2 separate regions of the Homo sapiens genome follow, and region 2 is linked to region 1. The links are chromatin loops, found by intact Hi-C in ENCODE. Cell type or tissue: adrenal gland. All regions are shown on one strand. Each heading gives the region's core, and the rest is flanking DNA. Links, peaks and the distances in the headings are about the cores only.

Region 1 (5,380 bases), core at 132-5,131:
AAAACCAGAGACCTTTGTTCACATGTTTATCTGCTGACCTTCCCTCCACTATTGTCCTATGACCCTGCCAAATCCCCCTCTCTGGGAAACACCCAAGAATGATCAATAAATACTTAAAAAAAAAAAATGCACTTGTCACAACTGATGGAGAATAAGCATTTGATAAAATGCTATACCCATTCAGGATTTAAAAAAAAAAATCTTTGCTATGAATTTGTTCAGCAGCAATAGAAACAAAATAAATAAAAACTTTTTTAGAAACCTTTTTAAGTAGTGATGAAAGAGTATTTCCTTAATTAATCTGAGAAAAGATTACTATAAAAAAGCATAGCAAACAAAATATTTATTGCCAAATATTAAAAGCTTTCCCACTGGCCGGGCGCGGTGGCTCACGCCTGTAATCCCAGCACTTTGGGAAGCCAAGGCAGGAGGATCACGAGGTCAGGAGATCAAGACCATCCTGGCTAACACGGTGAAACCCCGTCTCTACTAAAAATACAAAAAATTAGCCGGGCGTGGTGGAGGGCGCCTGTAGTCCCAGCTACTCAGGAAGCTGAGGCAGGAGAATGGCGCGAACCCAGGAGGCGGAGCTTACAGTGAGCCGAGATCCCGCTCCAGCCTGGGCAACAGAGCAAGACTCCGTCTCAAAAAAAAAAAACAAAAAAAACAAAAACCAGGTGTGGTGGCGGGCGCCTGTAGTCCCAGCTACTCAGGAGGCTGAGGCAGGAGAATGGCATGAACCCGGGTGGCAGAGCTTGCAGTGAGCCGAGATTGCACCACCGCACTCCAGCCTGGGCTACAGAGCGAGACCGCGTCTCAAAAAAAAAAAAAAAAAAAAAAGGTTTCCCCTTGAGATATGGAATAAAATGAGTTTATCCTCTGTCACTATTTTGATTCAACATTAAACTGGACAATTTATATTTAACAATGTGCAATGAGGCAATAAGGAATAAGTATGTAAGTTCTGGAAAACAAGAAACAAAATTTTCATTATTCACAGCCAACATAAAAAACTCAAAATGAGGCCGGGTGCGGTGGCTCATGCCTGTAATCCCAGCACTTTGGGAGTCCGAGGCGGGTGGATCATGAGGTCAGGAGTTCGAGACCAGCCTGGCCAACACAGTGAAACCCCGTCTCTACTAAAAATACAAAAATTAGCTGGGTGTGGTGGCAGGTGCCTGTAGTCTCAGCTACTCAGGAGGCTGAGGCAGGAGAATCGCTTGAACCCAGGAGGCGGAGGTTGCAGTGAGACGAGATAGGGCCACTGCACTCCAGCCTGACAACAGAGGGAGACTTCGTCTCAAAAAAATAAATAAATAAAAATAAAAAAATAAAAAAACCTCAAAATGAATATACAGAACAAATAAATTTAGCAGGACCTGAATACAAAATCAACACATAAAAATAAATTATTGTTAAAAAATTAATTGGAAAATAAGTTATCTTAAATTATAGCATTTACATCAGTATCCAAAATAAATTAATTCTAATGAAAGATGTGCAAGATCTGTATGCTAAAAGCGAGTAAATAATATTAAAACAATTAAAGACCTAAACAAATGGAGGGTTATAACATTTTCATATATTGGAAGAATCAGAATTCTAAAGATTTATTCCATTTTGCTTATACAATCCCACTTAAAATCCCAGAGGCTTGTTTTTTAAAATTGCCAGCTGATTATTATATGGCAGATAAAACTGTCCCCCAAGCCCCAATTCTTTCTCCAGCCAAAGAACTGGAAAATGGGTGGCCTAGTAGGAGAGAAAATCTTTTGACAGCATTTACAGTACTCCAGCCAAACTTCATGGCAAAAACTGCAGTCAGAGCTGAATGAGGAGCCTATACTTCCACCTTACCTAGCAATAATGAAGCACCATTCTGCCTTCCTGCAGTGTCTCCAGAAGCGGAGCTGGGTGTCTAGATTTCCACCCCTGCCTGGCAGCAACAGTGCCCCCCTCCCTATACCGGTGGTAGCAGTGGAGGCTGAATCGGGTGTCTACATTTCTACCCCTACCCAGCAAAAATGAGGCACCTTTCCTCATGTCAGCAGAGGCTCAGGGAGAAGCATGGACTTCCACCTCCACCCAGTGGTAACAAGATGGTGTCCAGGCCCCGCATGGTGGCTCATTCCTGTAATCCCAGCACTTTGGAAGGCTGAGGTGGGTGGATCACCTGAGGTCAGGATTTCAAGACCAGTCTGGCCAACATGGTGAAACCCATCTCTACTAAAACTTCAAAAATTAGCCAGGTGTGGTGGTGGGCATCTGTAATCCCAGCTACTCGCAAGGCTGAGGCAGGAGAATCTCTTGAACCAGGGAGGCGGAGGTTTCAGTGAAGCAAGATCGTGCCACTGCACCCCAGCCTGTGCAACTCTGCCTCAAAAAAAAAAAAAAAAAAAAACCAAGATGGTGTCCCCTTCCTTCCTCCACTAGCAAGGTGTCAGTGGAGGCCTGCTAAAATATAAAATTTCAGTAAGATCCAGAAAATCATAAAATAATACCAGTATGTCCAAGATACAATAAAAAAAATCACTTGTCATACCAAGAACCCAGAAAAACCTCCATTTGAATGAGGCAATGATGGCAGCGGCTGCTCCAGATGGTCTGCCACTACCATCACACCAGCTGCAGCAGGGAGGCACCTGGGGCTGCATGCTTAGTGGAGCCGGAGGGAACAAGCGGGAGCCCTGCCCCTTCTGAACTGGGGCAGGACGTCCCTGGGCGCCGCTGCGGCTACCCAAACGGTGGCTGCAGACCGGGCCTCCCACTTCATGGAGGAAACAGGAGCCCCGCCCTCTTGGGCGGAGCTGCAGCTGCACAAGTTGTGGCTGCAGATCCGAGCCTCCCTGCGCTCTTTCGGGGCTGGGAGCAGGCAGGATCCCTGTCCTCCAGGGCACAGCTGCAGCCACCAAAACTGCAGCTGCAGACCTGGGCCTCCCACTCAGAAGAGCAGGCAGGAGTCCTGTCCCCCCTCCCCCAACCCCACACGCAGCTGCCGCCACCCAAACCCTGGCTGGAGACTCAGACATCCCTGCACTCTTGGGGACCCGGGAATGCCCCCCTGCCCTCGTAGGCTTGAAAGCGCCTGCTCTCACTGCCTGGCTTCTCCCTGCTGTTCCCCCTTCCCATCTCAGAGCAAAGTCTGGGAGGATACCATAAATGACAGCAGGAGGCAGACAGATTCCTGGGTGGAAGAGGGTAGGTCCCTGGTGAGACCCCACCTTCAGGCCAAGGAGGACTGGGGGCTGGGCTAACAGTCCCATGGAGTAGGAACTTGTGGTGCCTTTTCCCAGTCACCCATGGCTGCCCATGGACCAATAGTGCACACTTCCTCCCCTCTGAGGGCTTTTATGAACCCATTAAAGCCCTGGATTCAGCCAGAGCTGAGCAGACGACAGGACAACCAGCTGCAGAGAGGAGCTACCCACTCCAAGTCCTCCTCTCTACTGAGAGCTGGGAAGAGGACTGGAAGACCTGCTTGCAGAAAAGAGAAACCCACTTTAGTGCCTCCTCTCTACTAGGAGCTGAACACTCTTGGGACACCCTGGCTGCAGACCCCGCTGTGGGTCTCCAGTAAGTTGTCTATTGCTCAATAAAGCTCCTCTTCATCTTGCTCACCCTCCACTTGTCTGCATACCTCATTCTTCCTGGTCACAGGACAAGAACTCGGGACCCACCGAATGGTGGAGCTAAAAAAGCTATAACACAAACAGGGCTGAAACATGCCCCTTGCTTGCCATGTTGCAGGTGAAGAGGAGAGAAGAGCTGTGACTCCTCAGGGAGCCCAGACCTAGGAGCTCCCCAAGCCAGGACTGTGACTCCCTCTTTGGGGTCCTGCAGTGCCTGGCGTCTCCAGGCTTCCAGACACCACTGCATTTCCTGGTGCTAGCCAGGGAAGCTGCTTGCAGTGCGCCTGGTCCAGCCACAGCCTCGCAGAGAGCCAGGGCCCTTGCCAGCACCCGGAGCTGCTGGCCCCACTGCAGCAGCTAGCATGTCTGACTGCAGCAGTGGCTGGACCCCATGCTTGCTCACACACCCCTCACCACTCCATGCCTGACTCACCCTTGGCAGATGTGGGATCCATGCTGGTAGTGTGAGCTGAGTGCAGCCTGCAAATCCAAGTGGGCAGAATGAGCCCAGCAGGCCTGAGCAAAACTCAGGCAAAGGCACCACTGGCCAGAGGTTTCAGGCCAGAAAATTGACACCCCAAGGATCTCGTAACAGCAACAGATGCCAACACCAAGATGACACAAATCTTATAATTATCTGACAAGGATTTTAATGTAGACATAATAAAATGCTTCAATGAGCAATTATAAATATGCATACAACAAATGAAAGATTAGAAAATCTACGCAAAGAAATAGAAGACATAAGAACCAAATGGAAATTTTAAAATTTGAAAACACAATAACTGAAATTGAAAACAAATTGGATGGCTAAAAATAGAATGGAGAGCTGCGGCTGGGAGCGGTGGCTCATGCCTGTAATCCCAGCACTTTGGGAAGCCGAGGCAGGCAGATCGCCTGAGCTCAGGAGTTTGAAACCAGCCTAGCCAACATGGTGAAATACTATGTCTATTAAAAATACAAAAAATTAGCTGGGTGTGGTGGCGCACACCTGTAATCCCAGCTACTCTGGAGGCTGAGGCAGGAGAATCACTTGAACCTGGGAGGCGGAGGTTGCAGTGAGCCAAGATGATGCCACTGCACTCCAGCCTGGGGAACAGAGTGAGACTTGGTCTCAAAAAAAAAAAAAAAAAATAGAATGGAGATAACAGAAGAAAGGACCTGTAAATATAAAGACAGAACAGTAGAAATTACCCTACATGGACAACAGGAAGAAAAAAAAAAAAAGAACTGAGCCTTAGGTACCGTTGGAAAATAACAAAAGAGATCTAGCATTTGTGTGATCAGAGTCTTAGAAAAGAGAAAGAGAGTGGGGATGAACAAATTTCAAAAAAATAATGGCTGGATGTTCCCCAAATTTGGCAACAGACGTAAACGTAGATTCAAGAAGCTGAGGAAACTCTTGACAGATGAACCCAAAGAAATCCAGAACAAGGACATCATAATCACACTTTTGAAAACTAAGGACAAAGAAAACATCTTGAAATCAGCCAAAGGTGCATTACCTATAAGGGGACAAAATCCATTTATTTTTATTTTTATTTAATTTTATTATTTTTTAAATTCAAATACCAACTCGAAGCAGAGGGGAACAACAATTCAAATGTCATGAGAAATCATAGAGGCAAGAAGGAAGTGGCACACTTTTCAAGTGCTGAGAGAATAGTCAACCCAACATTTTATGTGCATAAAATATCCTTCAGGATGGAAATTCAGTTACACACATTTTCTCTTTCTCTCTTTCTTTTCTT
Region 2 (5,380 bases), core at 317-5,316, 56 kb before region 1:
AATACATTGTATCCTTGAAACATTCTAAGAGAGCTGATTTCAAGTGTTCTCACCACAAAATGACAACTGTGAGGAATTCCATCTTAATTAGCTTGATTTAGCCATTCCACTATATATACAGGTTTTAAAACATCATGTTGTGTATATACAATGTTATCTGTCAATTTAAAAAAAGCAGCTTTTCTTTTTCTATCACGACACTGCCTCTTTTCTTTGCTCTCCTTCTATGTCAGTGGGAATTAGGTCTAGTCACATATAACAGAAAACCCAAATTAAAGTAGCATATATAAGATAGGGTTTGTTTTCCTCTATGTGAAAGAAGTCGAGAAGTGGATATTATAGTTCCATATAGTCACTAGGGACCCAGGCTCCTTCTATCTTCCTTCTGTGTCATCTTTAGTGCAAAACTTCCATCCTCAAGTTCACCTTATGACCCAGTATGGCAATTCTAACTTCAGTCTTCATTTTATCTTAGTTCCAGGCAGGAAAAAGGAGAAAGTTGGGGGCAGGGAGTGACAAAGGAAATAAATCCCTGGCTTTTTTCCACACCACTGTCCTAAAAATATTTTTATTAATTACCTCCATTTCCCTATATTTCGTATTAAATTTTCTGTTCTCATCTGATAGAACTTTCAGTGACATGTGATATACTTGACTTCACCATACTTTTTGAAAGAATGCTTTCATCTGTTATCAGAGACTCCACATTCTTCTGGTTTCTTCTTACTTCATTGGCTGCTGCTTCTTAGTCTTCTTTGTTGGATCCTCCTTGTCTTCCCAATTTAAATATCAATTGCCTCTGGCTACATTTCTTGGTCCTCTTTTTTACATACACTATTTCCCTAATGATCTCATCCAGGCCCATGATGTTAAATACTCCCTTATGCTGCTGATTTTATAAGTTTGCAGGTCCAGACTTCTGTACTGAACCCCAGACACATATGTCATCTCCACTTGGGTGTCTTATAGGGGTCTCCAGAAACATAGCATGACCAAAAGAGAACTTTTTTTTTTTTTTTTTTGAGACGGAGTCTCACTCTGTGGCCCAGGCTGGAATGCAGTGGTGTGATCTCGGCTCACTGCAACCTCTGCCTCCCGGATTCAAGTGATTCTCCGGCCTCAGCTTCCCAAGTAGCTGGCATTACAGGCGTGCACCACCATGCCCAGCTAATTTTTGTATTTTTAGTGGAGATGGGGTTTCACCATGTTGGCCAGGCTGGTCTCGAGCTCCTGACCTCAGGTGATCCACCCACCTTGACCTCCCAAACTGCTAGGATTACAAGCATGAGCCACCACACCCGCCTCCAAAACAGAACTTTACATTCCCATCCTAAAATAAATAAATAAATAAAATAAAAATAAAAATTCTACTTTATTATTTCCCATCTCAATAAATGACATCACCATTCATTACAGTTGCTGTGGCCAAAACCTAGGACTCATGCTTGGTTACTTTATTTTCCTTCCTTTCCTGTCCTGTTTATGTCCAAAATATATCCCTAGCCCAACAACTCTTATATCTCAAATGTTCTTGCCCGCATCATCACTATGTCTTGTCTGGTTTATTTTAATAACCTCCTAATATTTTTCCTTCTTCCAGTTTTGTTTCCACTAAAGGTCAGGCTTAATAGTTACAGAAAACAGACATTAACTGACTAATTTAAGCAGAAAAAGAAATAAGGCTGGGTGTGGTGGTTCACACCTGTAATCCCAACACTTAGGGAGGCCAACGCAGGAGGATCACTTGAGTCTAGGAGTAGTTCAAGACCAGCCTAGGCAATATAGTGAGACCCCCATCTCTACAAAAAATTTTTAAAAACTTAGGCATGGGGATGTGTGCCTGTAGTCCCAGCTACTTGGAAGGCTGAGGTGGGAGGATCTTTTGAGTCCAGCGGGGTGAAGCTACAGGTGAGTCATAATCGTGCCACTGCACTCCAGCCTGGGCAACAGAGCAAGACTCTGTCTCAAAAAAAACCAAAAAAAAAACAAAAAAAAAAAAAACCAGAAAAGAAAAAGTTTGGAGGAATACTGCCAAGGAATTTGGAGACAACTGTGTACAGCATTGGTAAAGTATATAGTAGGATGCAGCAGATAAAATAATTGAGTATTATGCAGTTGTTAGAAGCAACATATTGCAGCTCCTTAAAACAGCCTCTGAAGATACCATCCACAGCGGTCTAGGATGTTGCCATGAGTTTTACTGTGAAGCCAAAGGCAACAACTGTTCCAAAGCAAACCTGCAGAAAGGGGGAAGCAGAATTTTAAGAAGCCTTTCTTCACTCTCACTGCTACCCTCTGCCCAGACCACAGTCTACCCTACCTTCCCCTGCTCTTCCCACTCCCATCTTCTCCCACTCCTTCTCACACACTTCAGTGCAAGACAGTCTCTAGTTTTCCCTGGGGTTTCTTACAGAGGTAGTGGTAATGATGGTTAATTCCTGGAGTCTATGCTTACCTCTTACTTTGTATTTTCTGCAGGACTGATTTCAGAAGAAGCAGCCAGCAACCTGAGTTCACTTGCCATCTTAGCAGTCGCAGGTGTGTTCTGATTCTTCACAAGTTCCTGCATATTGGAGGATGCATTGTTACTGAAAGGAGGGGTCGGCCTAGAGATATTTTTAAACCCCAAATTGCACAACTTATAGAAAGCTGATTTACTGCCACCAGTGCAATAATTACAACCCTGGGAAGGGATCTAGAATGCATCATGGATTAAGAGTCATCTTAATTAACTCAACAAATACAGTAACTTGGCTAGTTATTGTAAGTCCCCCATGCCACTAGAAATAAAAATGGGGGGAAAAAGCTGTCTCTGCCCTCTAGTGGAGAAGGAGAGGAATTATCTTATACTTATAATATTGGAAACTTAGATAATTCCTTTAATAGAAGTATGCACAAAGTTATTAGGAGTATTAATGCTTAGCAAAAGGATGTCTTCACAGGAAGGTAGCGTTTCAGCAGAAAACTTGAAGAATGTGTAGAAATTTTCAAAGGAAAATGTTACAGGCAAAGAGTACAATATGATCCAAAGAAAAAAGGCTTGAGGAAATACAGTGTATTTTGGGAAACACAAATAGATCAGTGTTTCTGGAGCATAAACTCCGAGAAAGGTACCAAGAGATGAGATGAATGAGAAGGCAGCCCTAAGGAATTTAGGCTTTATCGTATAAGTCAATGTTATCAACTTTAGAGAAAATTTTAAGAACAGATTAATTTTAATTTTAAAAATTAATAATAAGGGTAAACCACAATTAAAAATAAAAGCTCCCTGTGATCCCAGCACTTTGGGAGGCCAAGGCGGGTGGACCACGAGGTCAGGAGATGGAGACCATCCTGGCTAACACGGTGAAACCCCATCTCTACTAAAAATGCAGAAAAATTAGCCGGGCATGGTGGCAGGCGCCTGTAGTTCCAGCTACTCGGGAGGCTGAGGCAGGAGAATGGCGTGAACCCGGGAGGCAGAGCTTGCAGTGAGCCGAGATCGCACCACTGCACTCCAGCCTGGGCAACAGAGCGAGACTCCATCTCAAGAAATAAATAAATAAATGCTAAAACACATTCCTTTCATATCTGTGGAAGGGCTAATATTGTTTGTACCTATTACTAGGGTATAATGATTAATTATATGTGTCAACTTGACTGGGCCTGGGGGTGCCCAGATTAAACATTATTTGTGGGTGTGTCTGTGAGAGTGTTTCAAGATTATCCTTTGAATCAGCAGACCGGTAAAGTAGATTGCTCTCCTCAATGTGAGTGGGCACCATCCAACTTGTTGAGGGCCTAAATAGAACAAAAGGCAAAGGAAGGAGGAATTCACCCTTTTTGCTGCCTGCTTGCCTGAGTTAGTTGGGACATCTCATCTCATCTTCTGCTCTCTGACTGGGATTTACACGTCTAGCCCTCCTGGTTTTCAAGCCTTCAGATTCAGACTGAATTATACTGCCAGCTTTACTGAGTCTCTAGCTTCCAGATAGCAGATTGTGAGATTTCATAATCGTGATTCAATTCCTAATAATAAATCTCTCTCTCTCTTCTGCCCCCACTCAGTCCCCCCGCTGTCTCTCTGTATATATATAGTCATAACCCAAACAATGGTGTTTTGCTCAATGACAGACCTCATATACGATGCTTGATCCATAAAATTATAATGAAGCTGAAAAATTCTATCGCCTAGCGAAGTCATAGCCCTCATAACATCATAGCACAACCCGTTTCCTTTTCTATGTTTAGACGTGTTTAGATACACAAATATTTATCATTGTGTTACAGTTGTCTACAGTATTTGGCACAGTGACATGCTGTACAGGTTTGTAGCCTAGGAGCAACAGGCTATACCGTATAGCCTAGGTATGTAGCAGGCTATACCATGTAGGTTTGTGTAAGTACACTGTGTGGTGTTCACACAATGATGAAATCACCTAACAGGGCCAGGCACGGTGGCTTACGCCTGTAATAGCACTTTGGGAGGCTGAAGTAGGCAGATCACCTGAGGTCAGGAGTTCGAGACCAGCCTGAACAACATGGCAAAACCCTGTCTCTACTAAAAATACAAAAATTAGCCAGGCATGGTGGTGCACGCCTGTAATCCCAGCTACTCAGGAGGCTGAGGCAGGAGAATCGCTTGAACCCAGGAAGCAGAGATTGCAGTGAGCAGAGATCACGCCACTCCAGCCTGGGAGCCTGGGAGACAGAATGAGACTCCATCTCAAAAAAAAAAAAAAAAAAAAAAAGATATCACCCAACGATGTTTTTATTAGAATGTATCTCTGTTGTTAAGCAATGCGTGACTATATATGTGTATATATATGTGTGTGTGTGTGTGTGTGTGTGTATATATTGATATATAGATATAAATGGTTATATATGTATGTGTATACTGGTTCTGTTTCTCTGGAGAACTCTAATACACAAGAGTGTCTTTATACAGCTCAGTGACATATAGAGAGCCACATTCATTTCTTACTCTAGGTAACATTTGTATGTTTTTTCTCTCAAAGAGTTCTAGATATTAGTAAGAAATAGACCCAGAATTTATGCTTTATCAGATACTTAGCATTTCACAGGAATCTCAATTCATAAACTACAGTTTGCAAGAAGTATTTTTAAATTTTTTCATTGCCAAATAAAGCAACCATTTAGAAAAAAAATGCATAAAACATAAATGTTTACCTTAGTGAACACCCTTGCATGCAATGAGTACCCAGTTCCAGAAGTGGAACAATCTCAGCAACCCAGTAGCTCCCCTTCTGCCCTTTACCAGTTGGAGTCACCTGCCTCTCCCCAAAAGTAGTCATTTTCTTGAGTTTTATGGTAATCAATTCTTTACTATTTGAATCCTTTTTCCACCTAATCTGAGAACTTTGTATAAATGGAAATATAT

Evidence for each region. Hi-C counts contacts between places; a loop is a spot of excess contacts. Peaks named below come from ENCODE experiments on the same cell type or tissue, not always from the same donor. Only the 100,000 strongest peaks of a DNase experiment are listed, where the experiment ranks them.
Region 2: a loop joins it to region 1, with 2.3 times the contacts of the local background. A loop is called at or near these places in 1 of 110 quality-filtered maps.

Annotation. Positions count from the first base shown.
Region 1 is chr14:21,189,356-21,194,735 of GRCh38, forward strand. No RefSeq gene overlaps it. Among named protein-coding and RNA genes, the nearest start is that of LINC00641, 15 kb to the right of the region's middle. RefSeq lists an enhancer at 3,474-3,974. In adrenal gland, for the core only: no CTCF peak of the experiment used is centred there; a DNase peak (open chromatin) is centred at 2,746; H3K4me3 peaks cover 970 bases.
Region 2 is chr14:21,133,328-21,138,707 of GRCh38, forward strand. LOC105378175 (a long non-coding RNA gene) reads right to left here and starts at 2,549. Exons shown (of 2, transcript XR_943589.2): 1 at 2,456-2,549; 2 at 2,056-2,237. In adrenal gland, for the core only: a CTCF peak has its summit at 2,819 (motif pointing left); no DNase peak of the experiment used is centred there.